Regions from separate parts of the Homo sapiens genome. Here region 1 is linked to region 2. The links are chromatin loops, found by intact Hi-C in ENCODE. Cell type or tissue: B cell. All regions are shown on one strand. Each heading gives the region's core, and the rest is flanking DNA. Links, peaks and the distances in the headings are about the cores only.

Region 1 (7,978 bases), core at 1,481-5,480, 400 kb before region 2:
TGTGTGGACATAAGTTTTCATTTCTCTTGGTTATGTACTTACGAGTGTAATGGCTAGGGTATACAGGGAATCTGTGTTTAGTGTTTTGAGGAACTGTCAGCTGTTTTTCAAAGCCGCTGCCCCATTTTACATTCCCATCAACAGTGTATGAGGGTTCCAGCGTCTCTCCATCCTCCCCAGCACTGGCTCTTTCTTTTTTTTTTTTGAGACGGAGTCTCGCTCTGTCGCCCAGGCTGGAGTGCAGTGGTGCAATCTCGGCTCACTGCAAGCTCCGCTTCCCGGGTTCACGCCATTCTCCTGCCTCAGCCTCCTGAGTAGCTGGGACTACAGGCGCCCGCCACCACGCCCAGCAAATTTTTTGTATTTTTAGTAGAGACGCAGTTTCACCATGTTAGTCAGGATGGTCTCGATCTCCTGATCTCATGATCTACCCGCCTCAGCCTCCCAAAGTGCTGGGATTACAGGCGTGAGCCACTGCACCTGGCCTGGCTTTTTCTTTTTGATTATAATTATCCTCATGGGTATCAAGCGGTGCACTGGTCAGCTCTTATTCTCAAAGTCTCGTTTCCTTCATGGCCTCAGGAAATGGAAAAGTAGCTCTTCCTCACTGAAGGGCTGGGAAGCTCTGCCTCTCATCATTGTATAAATGCTATCAGATATGTCTGGGAGTTTGGAGGCTGGGATGACCAACTTAGTGCCCATTTCTGTAGCTCCCTGTCAATTTAAAGTTGAGATGAAAGAGAGAAAAAGAAAAACTCTTGCTGAACTAGAGTAAACAAAAATGGTGACGCTTTCTCCATTATGCCAAAATAAGAATATAAATTTTAGCAACACCGTTTGGAAGAAAAAAAAGTTTTGATGTGTAGCATCAATTAACTCCCAAAATGGAGTTTTGGAAACCTCATTGAACAGGCATTGTAAGTTATAGAATAAGTGATATAAACTTACTTAAGGATTTTTTGGTGAAATAGTCTGGTATTTTAATTTTTTAAAATGTCTCCAGATCCCCTCAAGTTTCCATGAGTTTATCTGTTTTAGAGACTATTATTATTGTTGTTGTGTTGTTGTTGTAGTTGTTTTTGAGACAGGGTCTCACTCTGTTGCCCAGGCTGGAGTGCAGTGGCATGATCATGGCTCACTGCAGCCTCCCAGGCTCAAGTGATCCTCCCACCTTAGCCTCCCAAGTAGCTGGCACCACAGGTGCACACCACCATGCCCAGCTAATTTTTTACTTTTTATGGGGACAGGGTCTCACTATATTGCTCAGGCTGGTCTCAAGAGATCCTTCTAGGCTCAAGCGATCTTCCCGCCTTGGACCCCCAAAGTGCTGGGATTATAGGCGTGAGCCACCATGCCTGGCTGAGCAAATTACTAACTGACACTCAGGACAAATATATTTTCATCCAGTTGGATAGGCATCTACTTCAAAGCGTCCTTCCCAGTCACTGCCTTTTATTCTGTATCTCTCTGTAACCAAGCTTCTTGGAAATTTGGAGATATTTTAAAGTGGAAGTATTATACAGAAAAGCTGTGAGGTCCCAGGCTCCTAGTGGTTTCTGGAAAGCCATAACCAGTAGCAGTTAGAATACATGGTAGAAGTGGGAGAGGGATAATCCCCTAGGTTGTGAAGTCACAGGCATGTCCACCATGATTTTGGTCCCTCCCACCCAGCCTGTGGCCCCAAGATAATGCTGAACACATAGTAAATGTTCAATAATTACTTGATAGTAAGTTGCAGTAGGCTTTACCATTGAGGTTGAAACAATGGTAGCTTTCAGAAGTATTTTATGGCCTGGGAATATGTGATGGCACCACCTCTAGAGCCAGACTTATCCACTCATTCATTCCACAAGCATTTGTATTAGTATGTACTGGTGTGAGGCATTGGAGACCTTAGGGACGCAATTAAGAATAGACTTCTTAAGTAGCACATACAAATGCATACATAAATCACACTATAACAGTACAACGGATTCACCAATTCACAGGGTGCCAGCAATAGGAACACCGGGAGAGGAAAGCCTAAAATAGTCCTACTCCCAAACCAGAGAATATACAAAACTGAACGTATCTGCAGCATATTTCTAGCTCATGTACCTGGCTGTGATATGTTTGTTTAATCCCAATTGCTAGTCAGATATTGATGAGTGTCCTTGGCCACCAGGTGATTTTAAATATAAACATCATGATAGCACAAATTTGATTCTATTGATGAAAATAAACTGCTTGTTGTGAGGTGGCAAAACCTTACTATTTTTAAACCACTAGGGTACCATTTGACAAAGTCTTAATGTATCTTCCAAAATAAGCACTGTTTTCTATTTTAGAATTGGAGTGGAAATATGAATCTATAGCTCAAGTGCTCAGTTCTTTTTTCTTTTTCTCCAGCTCTGTTGCCCAGGCCAGAGTGCAGTGGCACAATCTTGGCTCACTGCAACCTCCGTCTCCCAGGCTGAAGCTATCTTCCCACCTCAGCCTCCTGAGTAGCTGGGACTACAAGTGCGTGCCACTGTACCTGGCTAATTTTTTTTTTTCCTTTTGGTAGAGGCTGGGTTTCCCCTTATTGCCCAGGCTGGTCTTGAACTCCTGGGCTCAAGCTATCCACCTGCCTCAGCCTCCCAAAGTGCTGGGATTACAGGCATGAGCCACTGTGCCCAACAGCGTGCTTAGTTCTTAAACAGTTTCTCTCACTATTGCACATGCCTTTCATATTTGGATGTCACAGAGGAATTATCCATTTTAAATGGAAAAGTTCATTACTTTAAAACATGAATAACCAGTGGAAAGAAAAGTTCCTTTATAACCTAGATGCTAGGTAACAAAACTAGCACTTTGTGTTTTGTTTGTGATTGTTTGTGACAGGGTCTCTCTCTGTAGTTAGACACTTAAAGCTTTTCATTGTTAGCCCCCCTAGTAAAAATCTTTATCAGGGAACATTTCCTCCTCTGCAAAAAAGTGGTTTGTTTAGTTCTGTTGCTTCAAGATTAGTGTTCTGTCGTACCCAAGAGATCTTGATAATGGAGTTTTTCATATCATGTATCTCTCCTCCCGAAAGCTGACTTAAACGTAGATTAGGAGAGTAGTGATAACCGTGGAAACTATTTTACTTCAGTTATAAAATGTGGTTTATCTCTGCAATCTTCCTGCTTCGTGACTTCTAAGCACCTGCAGGATGACTGAGCGGGGGCTGGTATTCTTCTGCATTGCCTGTTACCGTCTTCACTCCACTACCTTTTATTCCTCACCTACATCCTAACACAGTTATTTTCTACTGCATGTAACAGCTGTGTTTTTTGAAATGATTAATTGTATGCAATTCAATTTCATTTAATGATTTTTGTTTGTTGGTTGGTTTCACCATCTTTGCATTTCCTGCAGAAGTCCTGGAGGGTATTTGGGAGCCAAAAAGAAAAAGAAGAAACAGAAGAGAAAAAAGGAGAAACCAAATTCCGGAGGCACCAAGTCAGACTCGGCATCTGATTCCCAGGAGATTAAAATTCAGCAGCCTTCGAAAGTGAGAGCTCTGTTTTATTTTTTCCTCTGTGTGGTTTCTCGTGCATGAGTGGGTTTACGCAGTTTAGCGCGCTGCTGCATCAGATGTGTAGGGACTTTGTTGTGACTGTGTGTTGAATGCCACTAGTAACTGGAAGCTCTTGACAGCCTCCTTAAAATGGACTTTGGCACCCAAATAACGAAGGGGTACACTGTGCTTTTGTGTGTGTGTGGATACCTGCTGTGTTTTTCCCTTTTCTCAGTGAATTTGTATTTAGATTGTCGTTCTAGAAGAAAGTCTCAGTGTGAGCTTGTTAGGTTTTTTTGAAATTACACTTTAATATTTGATTACTTTTCGTTCAGAAGATATTCACATTGTAATTTTTCTGGGTGTCTGTCTAATTACCTGAATAGCACAACACCATCTGGCAGCAGATTTCAGCGGGAGCAGCCATGGGTAAGTCTCTCGTTGACTTTGAATTAAACCAGTTTGCAGCGGTCGTTCTTCATTCTAATGCCAAGGGTGGGAAATAGTTCCTGACATTCTCCTAGTTTAAACCAAACCAGAAGTTGTCCAGCTGGGCCCCGTGTTGGCAGATGGTGGCCAAGAAGAGGGTTGATTGTACTGCGTGGGTGTCTGGTGGCACAGATGGCAGCCATCCCTGTCTGTGGAGCCAACCCCCAGGCACCCTGTATGCTGGGCCTCTGGGAAACACAAAGCCCTCTTGATGCAAGAAACTCACAGTGAAAAGGGTAGAACCAGCCAGGCACGGTGGCTCACGCCTGTAGTCCCAGCACTTTGGGAGGCCGAGGTGGGAGGATCCATTGAGCCCAGGAGTTCAAGGCTGCAGTGAGTTATGATCACACCACTGCACTTCATCCTGGACAACAGTGAGAGACCCTGGCTGAAAAAAATAAAAAAAGAAAAAGAAAGAAAAGAAAGAAAAGGGGTAGAATTAGAAATATTACAAAATAGAGATGATTTTGATGATCGTACCTACAAATAAATTATTGTGAATAGGCTGGGCACGATGGCTCATGCCTGTAGTCCCAGCACTTTGGGAGGCCAAGGCAGGCGGATCCCTTGAGCCCAGGAGTTCAAGACCAGCCTGGGCAACATGGCAAAACCCTGTCTCTACTAAAAATACAAAAAGTTAGTTAGGCACGGTGGCATGCACCTGTAGTCCTAGCTACTTGGGAGGCTGAGGTGGGAGGATAGCTTGAGCCTGGGAGGTGGAGGTTGCAGTGAGCCAAGATCACGCCACTGCACTGCAGCCTGGCGACAGAGACCATGTCAATCAATCAATCAGTCAATCAATGTGAGTAGCATGTGGTATTGTGGAAACAGCTCAAGGGGTGATGTCTGAGACCTTGAGCTTGGTCTCTGCCCCCTTGCTCACTAGTTGTGTGCCTTTGCCTGGGTACTGCACTTCCTTCAGCCCAGTTCCTTCTCTTCTCTCTAACTCGCAGTTCGATCTTGAGGTTCCAGTTGGAGCATTTTTATTGAAGAGTTTTTACATCCTAAAACAGTGCATATATATATATATATATATATATATATATATATATATATATATATAGTAGTTGTTACCATTCTACAAGCTTTGTGGATTTCCTTTTTTCTTATGCAGAGTTTCTGTTGTGTTCCATGAAGTGAGACTTGCAGGTAGTTTTGATGTTGTCACCTGTTTTACACAAAAGAACCAGGAATCACTGAGAAGGAAAATTACTTGCCCCAATTTTTCCCTGACTGACTGCAGGGTGAGAAGAAAATGGAATCTTCTTCCCTAGCTTTTCAACTTGGTTCTCGGGTAATAAATATGCTACCCACTAGATACAGCTTTCCAAGGTAACTCATAGAGGATACCACCATAAGCTTGCAAAACACTCTTCCCGTTTCTAAATGTCGCTTCATCAGATAAACGTGGCATCCCTGACCTGCAGCGTGGACATCTCCTGTTGCTTTCAGCATCACCATTGGTCTCTGCCCATCCCTTCCACCTCTAGTGACTGTGAGCCTTTCCCCTCTCTCTGGTCACTTATGAGAAACTAGAGCCAAGCCAGGCAGTGGCGAACTCTTGGCATTATATGGTAGGTGTATTGGTCAGGGTTCTCTAGAGGGACAGAACTAATGGGATGGATGGATGGATAGATAGATAGATAGATAGATAGATAGATAGATAGATAGATAGAGGGGAGTTTATTAAGTATTAATTCACATGATCATAAGGTCCCACAATAGGCCATCTGCAGTCTGAGGAGCAAGGAGAGCCAGTCTGAGTTCCAAAACTGAAGAACTTGGAGCCTGATGTTCGAGGGCAGGAAGCATCCAGTATGGGAGAAAGATGGAGGCTGGGAGGCTAGGCCAGTCTCTCTTTTCACATTTTTCTGCCTGCTTGTATCCTAGCTGCACTGGCAGCTGATTAGATTGTGCCCACCCAGATTAAGGGTGGGTCTGCATTTCCCAGCCCACTGACTCAAACGTTAATCTCCTTTGGCAACACCCTCACAGACACACCCAGGACCAATACTTTGTATCCTTCAATCCAATCAAGTTGACACTCAGTAGTAACCATCACAGTAGGGAATTTCTTTTCTTAATTTGGAGGAAGTCAGTATTGTCTTAAGATGGGCTTTTTTCTGCTGCATTTTTAAAATCTGGGGCTCTTTCCCTTTAAGCTTATGCCAACTCTAGATAGCACTGTAAATTACAGTGGACTGCATTGCAGAATATTCTGGTCTACATACAAGAACCAAAATAAAAATGATATTTGGATTCTTATAAACTTCTTAGTGTTATAAAACTTGGACATTTTTTCCAAGGTACTATTAAATTTGGAAAACAATGGGTAAAGAGTATAGTTGCTGGTTAGTATGCCACAGAAAGCATGTGTGGAAGAAAAAGAGAATATACCTGCCTCTTATATAGGAGTGGAATCGTGGGAAGTTAATGTCGGGTAGATATTCATCTCACCTTGCCTGATGCACACTCATTCTTCCCAGGTAGTGCTACTATGGAAGGTGAATGGACAGGCATGAGAAATGATCATAGCTGAGTTTCCCTTACTGCTTTGTCCCTGTGGATTTGGAAATTGTGTTTATTTGAATCTACTTTCAGAAAGCATTTAAATAGAGCCGTATGTGGTTGTTCATGCCTGTAATCACCACATTTTGGGAGGCCAAGGCGGGCAGATCACTTGATGTCAGGAGTTCAAGACCAGGCTGGCCGACATGGTGAAACCCTGTCTCTACTAAAAATACAAAAATTAGCCAGGCGTGGTGGCACAAGCCTGTAATCCCAGCTACTCAGGAAACTGAGGCAGGAGAATCACTTGAACCCAGGAGGCGGAGGTCACAGTGAGCCATGATCATGCCATTGCATTCCAGCCTGGGCGACAGAGTGAGACTCTGCCTCAAAATGAAAAAAAAAAAAAAAAAAGAAGAAGAAGAAGAAAGAAAGCATTTAAATAGTGAACATTGGGATATCAATGTTTCGCAAAGGGACATTTCATGTAGAGGTGTGCTGGTCAACCCATGAGCTAATTAGGTAGGGAATAAATCACTCTGAAGTCTTCTTCATGGAGTTGGTCATTTTGGTCATTGGGTCATGTGGAACAAAGATGCTGATTCATGTCTGTTGCAAAATAGTTTGAGTTTGATATATTACTGTTAGAAGATTTAACTCAGAAACCAGGAAAGAAATCAAGGAACAAAAAATTAAATCAAGAAAGAAAAAGTACCATGACAAATTCATTATAGTCATTGTAGTTCTATTTTTATAAGACTGGGCTCTACTTTGCCATTTTAAGCTAAACTGATGCACAGTTAAGCATTATTAGTTGAAATATGCTGTGATCTCAATTCCTATTTAAATTGTAAGGTCTTCTAATAGATGGTGTTGTTGGAGTTCAGATACACATGAATTTCATTTTGCTAGAAATTTGCTCCTTTTAATGTTGGGGACTTAAAAGACACCCAAGGAAAAGAAGTCATCCAAAGATATAATAATGAGAACCGGAAAAGTATTTTGTTAAATTTGTATGTGTCATTAAGATAGGACCTTTATGATTTTGATGTTAAACAAATGTAAGATAAACAGCTTACAAAAACTGTGGCCATCTTGGATTGTGCTGTGAGACTTCCAAGCAGAGACAAAAAGACTTTCACCTGCCTCCAGCTGGACTTCAGAACTTCGTTTCCTTAGGGTTCTTGACAGTGTTTGTATGAAACAAACCCTGTTCTGTGCTGTGTACGATGAGTAAGCTTCCCAAGTTAAAATTATTGCTCCACACCACAGATTTCAGATTCCAAGTGGAACAGAAGTCCAAAGTTGCTGTTTATAAACTTCTAAGGGTCGATTGTACCTTTCAATGGTGTCCACCCTGTGTTGACATACAGCAAAACCGAAGGGCTCTTGAAACTTCTAACCACTTTCTGAATTACAGCGAAGAATATTCTTTGCATGGTATCAAAGTTCTACAATGTC
Region 2 (7,978 bases), core at 1,638-5,637:
TAGACACAGAAAAGGCCTTCAAAAAAAGTCAACATCTCTTCATGTTAAAAACTCTCAATAAACTAGGTATTGATGGGACATACCTCAAAACACTAAGAGCCATTTATGACACCCACAGCCAATGTTATACTGAATGGGCAAAAGCTGGAAGCATTCCACTTGAAAACTGGCCCAAGACAAGGATGTCCTCTCTCACCATTCCTATTCAACATAGTATTGGAAGTTCTGGTCAGGGCAATCAGGCAAGAGAAAGAAATAAAGGTATTCAAATAGGAAGAGAGGAAGTCAAACTGTCTCTGTTTGCAGATGACATGATCCTATATCTAAAAAACCCCATTGTCTCCACCCAAATGCCCCTTAAGCTGATAAGCAACTTCATCAAAGTCTCAGGATACAAAATCAATGTGCAAAAATCACAAGCATTCCTATGCACCAACAATAGACAAGCAGAGAGCCAAATCATGAATGAACTCCCATTCACAATTGCTGCAAAAAGAATAAAATACCTAGGACTACAGCTAACAAGGGAAGGACCTCTTCAAGGAGAACTACAAACCACTGCCCAAAGAAATCAGAGAGAACACAAACAAATGGAAAAACATTCCATATTCATGGATAGGAAGAATCAATATTGTGAAAATGACCATACTGCCCAAAGTAATTTATAGATTCAGTGCTATTCTCATTAAACTACCATTGACATTCTTCACAGAATTAGAAAAAAATACTTTAAAATTCATATGGAACCAAAAAAGAGCCCATATAGCCAAGACAATCTAAGTGAAAAGAACAAAGCTGGAGGCATCATGCTACCTGACTTCAAACTATACTACAAGGCTACAGTAACCAAAACATCATGGTACTGGTACAAAAACAGACACATAGACCAATGGAACAGAATAGAGATCTCAGAAATAAGTCCACACATCTACAACCATCTGATCTTCAACAAACCTGACAAAAACAAGCAATGGGGAAATGATTTCCTATTTAATAAATGGTGCTGGGAGAACTGGCTAGCCATATGCAGAAAATTGAAACTGGATCCCCTTCCTTATATCTTATACAAACATTAACTCAAGATAGATTAAAGACTTAAATGTAAAACCCACAACTATGAAAACCCTAGAAGAAAATCTATGCAATACCATTTAGGACATAGGCACGGGCAAAGATTTCATGATGAAAACATCAAAAGCCATTGCAACGAAGGTGAAAATTAACAAATGGGATCTAATTAAAGAGCTTTTGCACAGCAAAAGAAACTATCATCAGAGCAAACAGACAACTTGCAGAATGGGAGAAAAAATTTGCAATCTATCCATCTGACAAAGCTATAATATCCAGAATCTACAAGGAACTTAAATTTACAAGAAAAAAACCATTAAAATGTGGGCAAAGGACATGAACAGACACGTCTCAAAAGAAGACATACATGCAGCCAACAAACATATGAAAAAAAGCTCAACATCATTGATCATTAGAGAAATGTAAATCAAAACCACAATGAGAGACCATCTAATGCCAGTGAAGGAACTGAGAAGGGTCAAATTAACAGAGGTGGGAAGAAAGCCAGAAGACTGAAAGCATACAGAAGAGAGAACTCAAAGAGGAAGTAGGAAGACCAAGAAACACAGAGATTAAAATGTGTGCATTTGATCTTGGTGGAAAGACGTCATTGGTGACCTTTGTGAGAGTTGTCGCAGTGGAGTGGTGGCCAGGAAGATTACAGTAAGTAAAGGAGAGAAGGAAAGTCAAATAGTGGAGATAAGAAGTGCAGAATATTCTTCAGGAAGCTTGATTATGAAAAAGAAGAAACAAGATAGGGCAGGAGCTAAGGGGAGATATTGAATCCACAGTGGAATTGCTAAAATATGAAATATGGCCATTACTACCTCTCCAGCATCTTCTTGCCAGGCAGATACTGGTCTTTGAATGCATGCAATCCACTGTCACTCTTGTCTTTCTCTCCCTTCATCTCAGCCAAGGAGGAAAAGAGAAATAACTCATCCAGCAGGCATTTCACGAATATTTAGTGAGTAGCTACCCTACCCCAGACACTGCTTTCAGTTCATCAGTGAACAAACAGACAGTGATTGCTGATCTCAGTAAGCCCACTGCAAGCAGCATTAATAATGTACTTTGTTAGCATCATCTGACATCAAAACATACACTGAGCCAGGTGTGGTGGCTCACACCTGTAATCCCAGCACTTTGGGAGGCAGAGGTGGGAGGACTGATTGAGACCAGAAGTTCGACACCAGCCTGGGCAACATAGTGAGACCCTTGCCTTTACAAAAAAAAAAAAAATGAGCTGGGTGTGGTGGCATGCACCTGTAGTCCCAACTACTCAGGAGGCCAAGGTGGGAGGACTGCTTGAGCCCAGGAGGTTGAGGCTACAGTGAGTTGGGTCATGATTTTGCCACTGCACTCCAGTCTGGGCCAGAGAGCAAGACCCTTTCTCAAAACAAAACAAAAAACAAACAAAAATCCCCAAACACCTGTGGAAATATTACCTGCAGCTAATTCTGTAGCACTTGTTAATTCATGGGCAAAATTTATTCAGAAAGTTAGGGAGTTGGCCGCACGCGGTGGCTCATGCCTGTAATCCCAGCACTTTGGGAGACCGAGGTGGGTGGATCACGAGGTCAGGAGATCGAGACCATCCTGGCTAACATGGGGTTTAGTAGAAACCCCGTCTCTACTAAAAATACAAAAAAATTAGCCTGGTGTGGGGGCGGGTGCCTGTGGAGGCTGAGGCAGGAGAATGGCGTGAACCCAGGAGGCGGAGCTTGCAGTGAGCCGAGATTGCACCACTGCACTCCAGCCTGGGCGACAGAGCGAGACTCCATCTCAAAAAAAAAAAAAAAAAAAAAAAGGGAGTTATGCATGGAAAGTCGAGGAGAGGAAGAATAACACCATTTTGTCACATGTAACATAAGAAAAAAATAACAGTGCTGGTGACTGGATTTGAAGGAATTGGTGGGTTTTCAAGAAAGGTATTTAAAACAGACTCCCCTTGGGGCTCAGATCTGGGGTCAGTGTTTGGCTGGGCAGAGGGTATCCTCCATCCCTCCTGGAGATGCAGGGATTCACACTTTTCTCCACTCAGTGCTGCTTTCCCTCAAAGACTTCTTCGTAGGCTGGTGCGGTGACCTTAGTGGATGCTCTCTCTCTGGCCTAAAACACGGGGCTCCTCTCTTGCCCTCCTCTCTTCTTGCTCTCAGGTGGGGCAAACAAGCCCCTTATGGGCTAACTCTCCCTCTTCTTCCAGGTGCCTGGCTTTAGGCCTCACTAGTCTGACACTCCAAGCCTTACTCCTTTCTGGTTTTACCTGTTTCCTGAGCAGATTGTCTTGACAATCTGCTCAATATCTCAGCTCCTGCCTCGCTCTTTTCATTCCTCTTTCTGTAGCCCAGGTTCCTGCCCCCAAACCCTCACCTGGTACCCTGATTCTGGCTGTCATCTTGCCAGCCACTCCTCTGACTCCCAAAGCCATGGGGAGCCCCATCCCAGTGCTGTCTGCTTGTTGGAAAATCCTAATGTCACCTGTTGACTGTTCTCAGGGCCCAATCAGGTCCTGTTGTAGTTTTCACACATCGTTTCCTGGCCGCCAAACTGGATTTACTTTTAACACTTAACAGAACATTTTTGATCACAAGTGACAGAAAATGAACCCACACTTGCTTAAGCTAAAAAGAGGATGTATTGACTTGCAGCTGAATAGTCCAGGGGCTAGACTATTTTTAGGCACAGCTGCATAACAAATGATATCATCAGGACTCTGTCTAGCTCATTTTAAAAATAGACTTTGTTTTTTAGAGCAGTTTTGGGTTTATAGGAAAATTGAAGGAAGGTACAGAGTGCCTCCATAATCCCCTCTTACTGTCCCCTCCCTGTGCACACAGTTTTCCCTATTTTTAACATCTTGCATTGATGTGGTACATTGATTACAATTGAGGAAACAATATTAGTTCATTATTATTAACTAAAGCCCATATACGCATTAGGGTTAGCTCTTTGTGTTGTATAGTTATATGGGTTTTAAAAAATTCAGAAAGTCACTTTTCCACCATGACAGTATCATATAGGATAGTTTCACTGCCCTAAAATCTCTGTTCTCCACCTATGTCTCCTTCCCCCGTACCCCAATGGCCACCACTGATCATTTTATTGTCTGTATAGTTTTGCGTTTTCCAACATGTCATAAAGTTGGAATCATACAGTATGTATCCTTTTCAGACTGGCTTTTCACTTAGCAATATGCATTTAGTGTTCCTCCATGTCTTTTTGTGCCTTGATAGCTCATTTCTATTTATACCTGAATAATGGGCCATTGTCTGGATGTTCCACATGTGTGTTTATTCATTCACCTATTGAAGGACATCTTGGTTGGTTCCAAGTTTTGGCGAATATGAATATCGCTTCTATAAACATTCACGTGTAGGTTTTTGTGTGAATTCATTTGGGTAAATGTCAAGGACCATGATTTCTGGATCATATGGTAAGCCTATGTTTAGCTTTGTAAGAAATTGCCACACTGTCTTTCAAAGTAGCTGTATCATTTTGCATTCCCACAGGCAGTGAATGAGCATTCCTGTTGCTCTATATCTTCTCCGCAATTTGATGTTGTCAGTGCATAAATTTCAGCCATTCAAGCAAACAATCCAGGGGATAGACCAACTAGAGATAGTTGGATGTCAAACAGTGCCATCAGGACTCTGTCTTGCTCCTTCTGTGTCTCGGCTTTTCTTTCCCCTGGGCCAGCTCCAGTCTCCTGCAGGGATTCACTTCACGGTGTCTCTCATTGGCTTTAGGAATACATGCCCACAACTCCAAGTTCAGCATAAAGAGAATACCTCTTTCTAGCACAAGTTGTAGAACTTGAATTATGTATCTATCCCTAAAACAATTCTTGTGGTCTGGGAAATGAAATATTTTCCCTTTATTCGCTCATTCATTCATTCATTCATTCATCATGAACACTTACTATATGCCAGGCACTGATGATAATTGGTCAGGCCCAAGTCACACATTCCAGGAGTAAAATTGGTCCTCTACCCAAATCCCATGGATGGAGAGCTGAGGCAGTAAGTTTCCCCAACGTGCTGTTATCAGAAGAAAGCTGGATGGATCATGGATGCCTGGCAGGTAAAAATACCTTGTCCTCCACCTACAACTGTGGAGTCTGTCCCCAGCGCCTGCCCTACTCATTGAGTGGGTATAGTTCTATGTATCAGTCCAATTTCCCATTTCTGGATCATTCCAATTTCTCCAAATCCAGCAGTTGGCTGGGGCCTTCCTGGTCAGATCCCAAGGTGGGACACCGTGGCAGATTAGCACTCCCGTCATGGAGCGATGGAGGCTGCTTCTCCTCCTTTTGAATCTGGGCCACCCTGTGATCACTTTACGTAATGGGATGTGTATGATGAACGTTGTTCTACTTCTGGACCTACCCTTTAGAGGACCGGCAGCTTTTACCTTCACCTTTTAGAAGCCACTTGCCATGTTAGAAGTATGAATATCCTGAGACCACCAAGCTGGGAAAAGTGTAAACCATAAGGCTCCAGGTATGTGGAGGAGGAAGCCATGGTGAAAGGGTCCCCTTCAACCCAAGTCACCCCAGCTGATGCACATGCATGAGAGTCAGACAGCCCAGCTGAGTCCTTTCCAAATTCCTGACCCACAAAGTTGTGAGCAAAATAAATTCATTGCCTTAAACTGCTGGTTTGGGGGTTGCTTGTTACACAGCAACAATGTCCAGAACAGACGGCAACTAGTGTTACAATATAATCAATGGAAACTTAGCACACTAACCCAATGGGCCCGATCCATGTGTTGGGGTAATGTCCGAATTCCTTACCTTCCTGAGGCCAGGGCCCAATCCATGTGTCAGGGGTAATGTCTGGATTCCTTACCTTCCCGAGGCCTACAGGTAGTCCCGCAGGTGCTGTTGACCTCATTTTGCATTCACTCCTCTAACCTCCTTTTTTAGGTGGCGTGTGACACGCTTCAGGATACCCAGAAATAGGTTACTGCTGGGAATCCTAAGGGAATCTTTTGGAGTTGAAAGGGTCCTGAGAGACCATCTCATTTTAGAGCTAAGATTTAAAGAGCCCTAAGGAGGTTCAGGGCCTAGACTGTGGTCAGGAGGAAGCCTGGCCTGCAACTCAAGACAACTATCAGTTACACCACTTTCTAGTCAATAACTGATTCTCTAGATAAGTGGGTGAGCTCAGTGGTGACCTAGATAGTGCCTCGTTTTCTCTGAACTACGCCTTATCTTTTCCCTAACTCCCACTCGTAACAGATTTGCTATTCTGAGAGCTTCATCTTATCTCATTTAAGACTAAGATAACCTGCACCCTGGTGTCACATGCGGATTTGGATTCCAATCCAGTCATTTATTACCTTTGGGATGTTGGGCAAGTCACTTAGCTTTTTGGAATTTAAGCTTCCTTTGCTGCAGAATGGGGAAATCTTCCTCCCTGGCTGCTGTACATTTGTACGTGTAAATATAGTAAATTCCAATGAGACCGTGTGTGTAAATTGGTCCTCACAGTGCTGGCACATGGGAAACACTCTAGAGTGGTGGCATTAGCGGCTGCTGTGTCGGGGGAATGAAACGCCTAGAGACCGAGTTTTTATCCATGAATACATGTTGTTCCAAGATTTTCAGCACATTGTATAACATCGTCACCAGTCAGGGGGATGAACTGCATTTGCAGATGGAAAAAAAAATAAATGAACTGAGGCACAGTGCTTGTGGCTGGTACAAGTTTAGCCAACGAAGGAGAGAGAGAGAGAGAGAGAGAGAGAGAGAGAGAAAGCGTGCACGCACAGCACTGCATGGGCCAGGGAAGCCTGGGAAACGTTTTCAGGGAAACCTCTCGATTGGGGAAGGTAAGTTTTTCTTAGGTCATTTCCCTGTGAAAATAAAATGCTTGCTTTTTTGTTTGTTTGTTTGTTTGTTTGTTTTGGAGGCCGAGTCTCTCTCTGTCACCCAGGCTGGAGTGTGGTGGCATGATCCCAGCTCACTGCAACCTCCTTCTCCCAGGTTCAAGCAATTCTTCTGCCTCAGCCTCCCAAGTAGCCAGGGTTACAGGTGCCTGTCACCACGCCCGGCTCATTTTTTGTATTTTTAGTAGAGACGGGGTCTCACTGTGTTGCCCAGGCTGGTCCCCAACTCCTGAGCTCAGGCAATCCGCCCACCTCGACGTTCTGAAGTGCTCCCATGAGTCACTGCACCTGGCCTAAAATGTTTTTTCTATGGAGAGGAAATGCTTTTTTCCCTTCTTCTCCCCTCTCCACTCCTCTCTTTCTCTCTCACCTCCTTTTTCTCCCCATATCATCCCAACTCCCCCTCTGTAATATATGAATAAAAGAGAAGCCCTACAAGCCTAACAAAAGAGCCCACTGTAAGGCAGAGATGAATGGAATCTCTCTGCTTTTTCTCAGAGCGCTGACAAGATCTCTGGCTTGGTGGTGCTCCGAGAAATCCTCTTAGCTCCCTTGTTTTTGCTTCCTTCATTTCTCCTTCCCTTTTCCTTGTCTGTCTCTGGGCTCTCAAGCCTTCATACTCCCCGCCTTCCTCAGGCAGTGAGGTCTGCTGTGTGGCCTTTCCCCAGACTGCCAACAAGGCCGCCTGGTGTCGGCTTCCTATCTGAGTGCTGGGGGACAACATTATCAAGGCTTCAGTGGGTCTCTCTGCAGCTCTAAACCACAACATTCAACTGCTGTTCTGTTTGCATGATTTCACATTGCAGTCATTGAGAATCTATTTTTAGATGACCCTTTCAAAATTCTACTGTCGAATGTGCTGAAATAATACTGCTTGCTTGTGATTGGACATAAATCCCAGGAATATTTACCCCTGGCCAGAGTTAAAGTCACTTTTTGGAAATGATCAGTTAATGATTTATGATGTTTATACTTAGTGAAGGTTTTTCATGGATCTTGGACTCAGAAAATAGCATTG

What was found. A loop is a pair of places that touch in the nucleus more often than their neighbours do. Peaks named below come from ENCODE experiments on the same cell type or tissue, not always from the same donor. Only the 100,000 strongest peaks of a DNase experiment are listed, where the experiment ranks them.
Region 1: a loop joins it to region 2, with 3 times the contacts of the local background. A loop is called at or near these places in 1 of 110 quality-filtered maps.

The regions. Positions count from the first base shown.
Region 1 is chr10:15,136,958-15,144,935 of GRCh38, reverse strand. NMT2 (N-myristoyltransferase 2) reads left to right here. Exons shown (of 12, transcript NM_004808.3): 2 at 3,379-3,514. It overlaps LOC107984210 (a long non-coding RNA gene), which reads right to left. Exons shown (of 2, transcript XR_007062067.1): 1 at 5,084-7,978; 2 at 3,807-4,397. Among named protein-coding and RNA genes, the nearest start is that of NMT2, 28 kb to the left of the region's middle. In B cell, for the core only: no CTCF peak of the experiment used is centred there; a DNase peak (open chromatin) is centred at 3,555; H3K4me3 peaks cover 1,158 bases; H3K27ac peaks cover 605 bases.
Region 2 is chr10:14,736,616-14,744,593 of GRCh38, reverse strand. The region is part of intron 1 of FAM107B (family with sequence similarity 107 member B); the gene reads left to right. Among named protein-coding and RNA genes, the nearest start is that of FAM107B, 34 kb to the left of the region's middle. RefSeq lists enhancers at 1,764-1,873, 1,934-1,983, 3,406-3,455, 6,261-6,782. In B cell, for the core only: no CTCF peak of the experiment used is centred there; DNase peaks (open chromatin) are centred at 1,643 and 3,673; H3K4me3 peaks cover 1,879 bases; H3K27ac peaks cover 3,063 bases.